2 separate regions of the Homo sapiens genome follow, and region 1 is linked to region 2. Evidence: chromatin contacts called from ENCODE Hi-C or POLR2A ChIA-PET data. All regions are on one chromosome and are shown on one strand. The core of a region is the stretch at or near the end of the contact, and the rest is flanking DNA. Distances in the headings are between cores, read along the strand shown. Region 1 holds the start of COL18A1 (collagen type XVIII alpha 1 chain). Region 2 overlaps TMPRSS3 (transmembrane serine protease 3).

Region 1 (2,700 bases), core at 107-2,606, 3.0 Mb after region 2:
TGTTCTCCTTAATCTTTTTATTTTTAAAAAATGTGGGTCATAATCCTTTACATTGATTTCCTTCCTCACAGTGCACCGCAAGCACTCAGGGAAGGACTCCAGGTTTGAAGGCAGATGCTGGTCGGGACCCGACCAGGTGGCTGGGCGGGAAGAGGTGAGATCGGGCAGGATTGGGCCTGGGAAGGCTGAGGCAGGCAGGGATGATGCCAGCAGAGGAGAATCCCAAGCAGGCCCCGCGGCTGCGGCTGGAGAGCTCCAGGGGCGGAGAGGAGGTGGGAGGCAGCAGTCAGGTTGGGAGGACCCTGGCAAGCAAGCCCAGAGAGGAGGGCCGGGAGGGCCGGGCACTAGAAGTGTGAAGTCACTGCTGCCTCCTGGGGCTGCTTCAGAGGATGGGTGGGGCCACGTGTGGGGAGATCAGGGAGACTGGAGACTACGCTGTTTGGTCCAGGCATAGGAGATGAGCCCTGGCCGGGAAGGGACAGTGTGGATGGGCCAGGCGGAATCAGAGGGTTTCAGAGAAAGCCGTCAAGCCAGTGCCATGAGTTTCGCGCACACGAGGAGGGAGCAGGCTGGGGGGTGTTGCTGGTGTGAGGGCTCTCTGGTTGCAGGGAGCGGTCCGGTCGGGTGGGGGCACAGCTGCCAGGAGGAAAGCGCCCAGGGCCTGCAGGTGGGGCTCAGGATGCTGGCCCTGAAGAAATAGAAACAGGGTTTTCACCTGGGAGGGAGGAGGAGCCTGGGAACTGGGGAGGAAGAGGCTCTGCTGGGCCGCGCCCTGGGAACAGGGGGACCTGGGGACAGATCTGGCCCTCGCACGCCCCTCCTGTCTCGCGTCCGTCCCTCCGTGCAGCCGGGGCAGGACCCTGCAGGGGCCTTGCGGGCCGGAGGTGCCGGCTTCCTCCTCCGTCCCGTCCCCCCCGCGGTGACTCTATTCAAATCTCCCCCCTTCCCGCTGCCCCACCGGACTCAGGGGCTGGGGTCGTAGCCCGGCGGGCAGCGGTGTTCACCTTCCGCATAAACCTGGGCTTCCTCGCGGGGCAGCCCCCGGGCCCTGTGCTGGGTCGCAGCCTCGGGCGGTTCCCTCGGGGCGGGACGTGTCCCCGTCCGTCCTCGCCCGTCCCCGCCGCCCCCGGGTCCCGGCCCGCCCCGTCCTCGCAGCCGCAGGTCCGCTGCGGCGCCCGCCCCCCTCTCCCCTCCCCGGGCCTTGCCCTGCTCGTCGCTCCGCCCCCTGCCCGGCCCCTGCCCGGCCCCGCCCCGCGCCCGCCCCCTGCCCGCGCCCGCCCCGCCCCCTGCCCGGCCCCTGCCCGGCCCCTGCCCGCCCCCTGCCCGGCCTCCCAGCGGCGGCGGCTGCAGCGCGGCGGTCCGAGCGGGTGCACCGCGGCGGAGGAGGCAGCATCCCGCGGCGCTGACGGTCCTGGGGAGAGCATGGCGCCGAGGTGAGGCCGGGGCTGCGGGCAGGGGTTGGGGGACGCCAAGATGCGGCTGCGGGGGTCGCGGGGGTCGCGGGGCTCGGCCGGGTCCTGCGGGGGTCGCGGGGGTCCTGCGGGGTCTGACCCGTGCCTGTCCCGCGCAGGTGCCCCTGGCCATGGCCGCGGCGGCGGCGCCTCCTGGACGTGCTCGCGCCCCTGGTCCTGCTGCTCGGGGTCCGCGCGGCCTCCGCGGAGCCAGGTAAGACCCGGGCGGGACGGGAAGGTTCGCGCCGGTGCCCGCCGGCCTCGCCGCCCTGGCTGGGGTCCCCGCCCGGCTCCCTCACCCCCGCCCCGGCCGCTCTGGGTTCAGCCCCGGCCCTGCCCACGCGCGCAGGAGGCGCCGGAGCCGGACGGAGCGGGGCGGGGTGGCCGGAGTCCCGCCCATTCATTCTCCCCGCGGGGTCCGGGCCGGGAGGGGTGCGCGGTGCGAGCGGCCGGAGTCCCCGCGCGGGGACCGAACCTCCGCGGCCGGCGGGGTCGTCGGTGCCGGGAGGGCTCGGGGCGGGGCCGCGGGGTCTCGGGAGACGCGGCCTCTGTCGCCGTCACGGCCTCGTCCCCGCAGCGCCGGGTCCCGGGACTGACCGCGGGCGGAAGGCGGCGGAGCGCGGGGCGTCGTCTCCGCGTTTCCAACCTGTTGAGGCTCCTCGCCGCGGGCCGGGCCTTGTGCGCCTCTGTCCCCGCCGCCCTCAGGCCTCTGTCCCCGCGCCCGCCGTGGTGTCGGGTTGCGCGGTCCCCTTTGATGCCAACCGAGCGCCGCGCGGTCCGAGAACAATGCCCAGAAGCCGCTGCCCCGCCGGCCTCGCCGCTTCCCGTGCGCGGCAAACGGTGCGCGGGGCCCGTGGGGACCTTCCTGCCTCCAACCCCGGGACCCAGTTCCCCACCACCTGCTAACCGGGGCCTCCTGCCTCCAGCCAGCCCAGCAGAGGCCCGGGGGAGGCGGCGGGGACGCGGACCCCAGGGGAGCCCCGCCCAAAGGGCCTGGGTGCCTTGTCGCGGGTGGAATCCCACCCGGGGGTCCACGCAGCCAGCGCCTGCCTCCGACTCGACTCCACACCTGCTTGCTACAGCGGGTGAGGAAGCAGGAAAGGGGGAGGGAGGGATGTCGTCTGGATTCCTGTAATAATTTGTTTCATTGTTTCCAATCGACTTAGTCACCAGGTTAAATAGTAGCATAGACCTTTCAAAAAAGTAGCTAGCTTATAAGTAGATGTATTGAAAACACCTGCTTGTTGAG
Region 2 (2,700 bases), core at 1-2,500:
GGGGGGAGAGGACTCTGAGGGCAAGGAGATAGGACTTAGCATGTGCTTGCTCCCCCTGGACCCCTGCCTTTCTGGAACTCTTACCTGTGCACTGCAAGGTAACCACGTGGCCAGAGGCACATCCCTCCCTAAAGCGGAGAAAAAGTAGGCTCTGTGAAAAATGCCCCAGATCTGTGAAAGGAACACTCTTAAAAACTCAATCTTAGGGTAACAGAAAAATAAATTCTATTTCCCCCTCTTTGAATATAGATTACAATTTTAGTCTATGTTCAAAAAAAAAAAAAACCATGAGGATGAGGTCACACAATTCATTGTAAAACACTCAACTAACAGTGAAGTATTGTGTACACAACAGGCCGTTCTGTATTTCTAAGCTTTAGATAGCTAGTGATAAAGGATGTGTAAGGAGATATATTCTATCAACATGTCACGCTGTCATTGCATGGCGATTCAGCCCAATGTTCTCCACCTCCTGGCCCCTAGGGACACAAGAGTGCCCAAGGGACAGCGTGGCAAGCTCTCTAGGACTCCTTGTAGCCTGGGTTCACACATCTGGCAGAGGACTCCTTCCCCAGAGCAATAAAGTGTGATTGCCCCAAAATTGACACTCCTACCCCCACCCCCACACACAGGTGGAGACCAGGGTGTGTGCTTTTCTCATAGTGAAGGGAAAGGGATCCCAAAATCTTTGTAATGTTTTCTGCCTTTTGAGCCCCAGCTCATCATGCAAGAGAAAGCTAGTGTCACCAGACTGTGGATTTAGCACCCAACACATGAGCTGTCCCTCCAGACTGCAGGTGGGTCCCGGGGTGCTTATTCATCCCCGACGGACAGACCAACAAGCCTACTGTTCCCAGAGCAGAAAATGCACATCTTAGGGTTTGGGCCTAGATGTCAGGGAGAGAATATGGAATTGGATTCAGAACTCTTGGCTGTATCTGCTACACACCGTCTAACCTGGGGCAAGGCATGTGGTCCCTGTAAGTTTCAGTTACCTGGTGGTTATTTAAGAACACCTGGTTTTACCTTCCCCATGAGTTGTTGGGGAAAACATGTAAAATAAATAATGAATGCTAAAATACTTCGTAAACAAAGAAGGATAAATTTCTATCTTAATTTCTGTTTTTCTTCCTTTTACCCTCCCTCTCTTCCTCCCTCCCTCCCTTCCTTCCTCCCTCCCTCCCTCCCTTCCTCTTTTCCTCCCCACCCCCCTTCTTGCTTGCCTGCTTTCATTCCCCAGACACACCCAGAGTGCCTGTCACATGACAGTACATTGGTCACACTCACAGCATTGTTACCCTTCTACTCTATTTCCTTCCCTTTCTTTATTGGGCCATACTCCCTCAGGTTCTCACACCCCCAGCCTGGCGCATCCACCAGTCTCATCAAGGTGGCCAACTCCCACCTTCCATCTGAGATAACACATGCATGCCTCTTAAGTCCTTGTGGAGTTGTGCATAGCATCACAAATCCAGCAGGTGACTCGATACCTGTGCAGACAACAGCATCGCCTGACCACCTACCTCACATATACTGAGTGGTGTAATGCAGTCACCTTGTCATCTGGCAAGAGGTGATCGATGGACACAAACTCCTCCCGGAACTGCCCCTCCAGCGAGCTCACTCTGAGGTTATCTGAACTCACATAGCTGCAAGCACATTGGAAAGACAGACCCGACGTGGTAACTTTACACTTTGAAGCATTCAACCGATGTGCGAGTCACAATATTACAGGGATTGTACATGGGGGATGTCATTTTGTCCCCCCAAACCCATCAAAGGCTTCCTTTGCCAAGAGAATGAAGTTCACTCACCCTGGCAAGGCATTCAGTCCAGGCCTGCTGTGTTCTGGGATGACCCCCGCTTCTGGCCTGTACCTGACAGCCCCGTCCACCCACCCTGGGCTGCAGCCACACAGTGAGTGACCATCTCCTATGTCCTTGGTTGAGTCACTCTTTGCGCATTCCAGTGAAATGCCTTTTGCTTGGCCTGAAGCAAGTCCAGAGGGGAGGTGAGCACAAAACTAGGTGCAGTATTGTCGGGGGGCACCCAAGCAGGGACACCAAGTTCTCCAAGAACAGTGAGTTGGAGGAACAGGAGAGACATCCCTCACCTGCCCAGGACCAGCGCAGAGCCCCACTGGAAAGAGATGAACACAAACAAGAAAGCGATTCCACGAACACCAGAGCCCAGCTCATTTTTACAGTGCCAGGACACAGGTCTTCTGGAGAACAGTGGTGAAAGTGATGCAACTTTTTAAAGAAGAATCACATGTTTGGAGAGTCACAAGATGGAAGATGGTGAATAAACAGCCATGTTCTCCTTCCCTTGTGAAATGAACAAAACACAGTACAGTAGGCTTGTTTTCATAGTGAACACACCAGCTTATCAACAGGATTTCTTCAGCTTACTGTAAATGCTATGGGGGTGTGTATGTAGAATACAAAGTTCAGTCAACTTTGAGTTTTGAGGAAAATGTAATCAAGGCGGCGGGCACGACCTTCGCAGCCCTTCCAGGGATTGCTCAATGCACGGATTCCGCTGGCACTGGCATGAAAGAGCCGATGGTTGCTGGGATGGCTTGGCCCCAGTGCAGGTGGCGGGGCTTGTGCCAGGCAAGGGGACCCCAGTGCTGCAACTGGAGCCCCATGAACTGTCCAAGTCTCAAAATGGTAACAATGACAGCCACAACCACACACT

Evidence for each region. A loop is a pair of places that touch in the nucleus more often than their neighbours do. ChIA-PET counts read pairs that join two places held with the same protein, here RNA polymerase II (POLR2A). Pooled maps may share reads with other maps.
Region 1: a map of posterior vena cava shows a loop between it and region 2 (15-fold over the local background). The contact joins the promoter of COL18A1 here to the enhancer-like site in region 2. A Hi-C loop is called at or near these places in 1 of 168 maps with a recorded cell type or tissue (posterior vena cava) and 1 of 50 pooled maps. POLR2A ChIA-PET finds 5 or more read pairs at or near these places in 1 of 52 experiments (activated T-cell).

The regions. Positions count from the first base shown.
Region 1 is chr21:45,403,809-45,406,508 of GRCh38, forward strand. COL18A1 (collagen type XVIII alpha 1 chain) reads left to right here and starts at 1,357. Exons shown (of 42, transcript NM_001379500.1): 1 at 1,357-1,433; 2 at 1,571-1,665. The coding sequence starts at 1,423. BNAT1 (breast cancer associated ESR1 regulating natural antisense transcript 1) reads right to left here and starts at 2,554. Exons shown (of 2, transcript NR_183526.1): 1 at 2,359-2,554; 2 at 1-688. RefSeq lists an enhancer at 512-1,212.
Region 2 is chr21:42,383,886-42,386,585 of GRCh38, forward strand. It overlaps TMPRSS3 (transmembrane serine protease 3), which reads right to left. Exons shown (of 13, transcript NM_001256317.3): 6 at 1,524-1,649; 7 at 85-128. Among named protein-coding and RNA genes, the nearest start is that of TMPRSS3, 11 kb to the right of the region's middle. Within about 2 kb of position 1,251, at least 3 of the 41 ENCODE cell types and tissues checked have a DNase peak (open chromatin) inside an H3K27ac peak, as active enhancers do.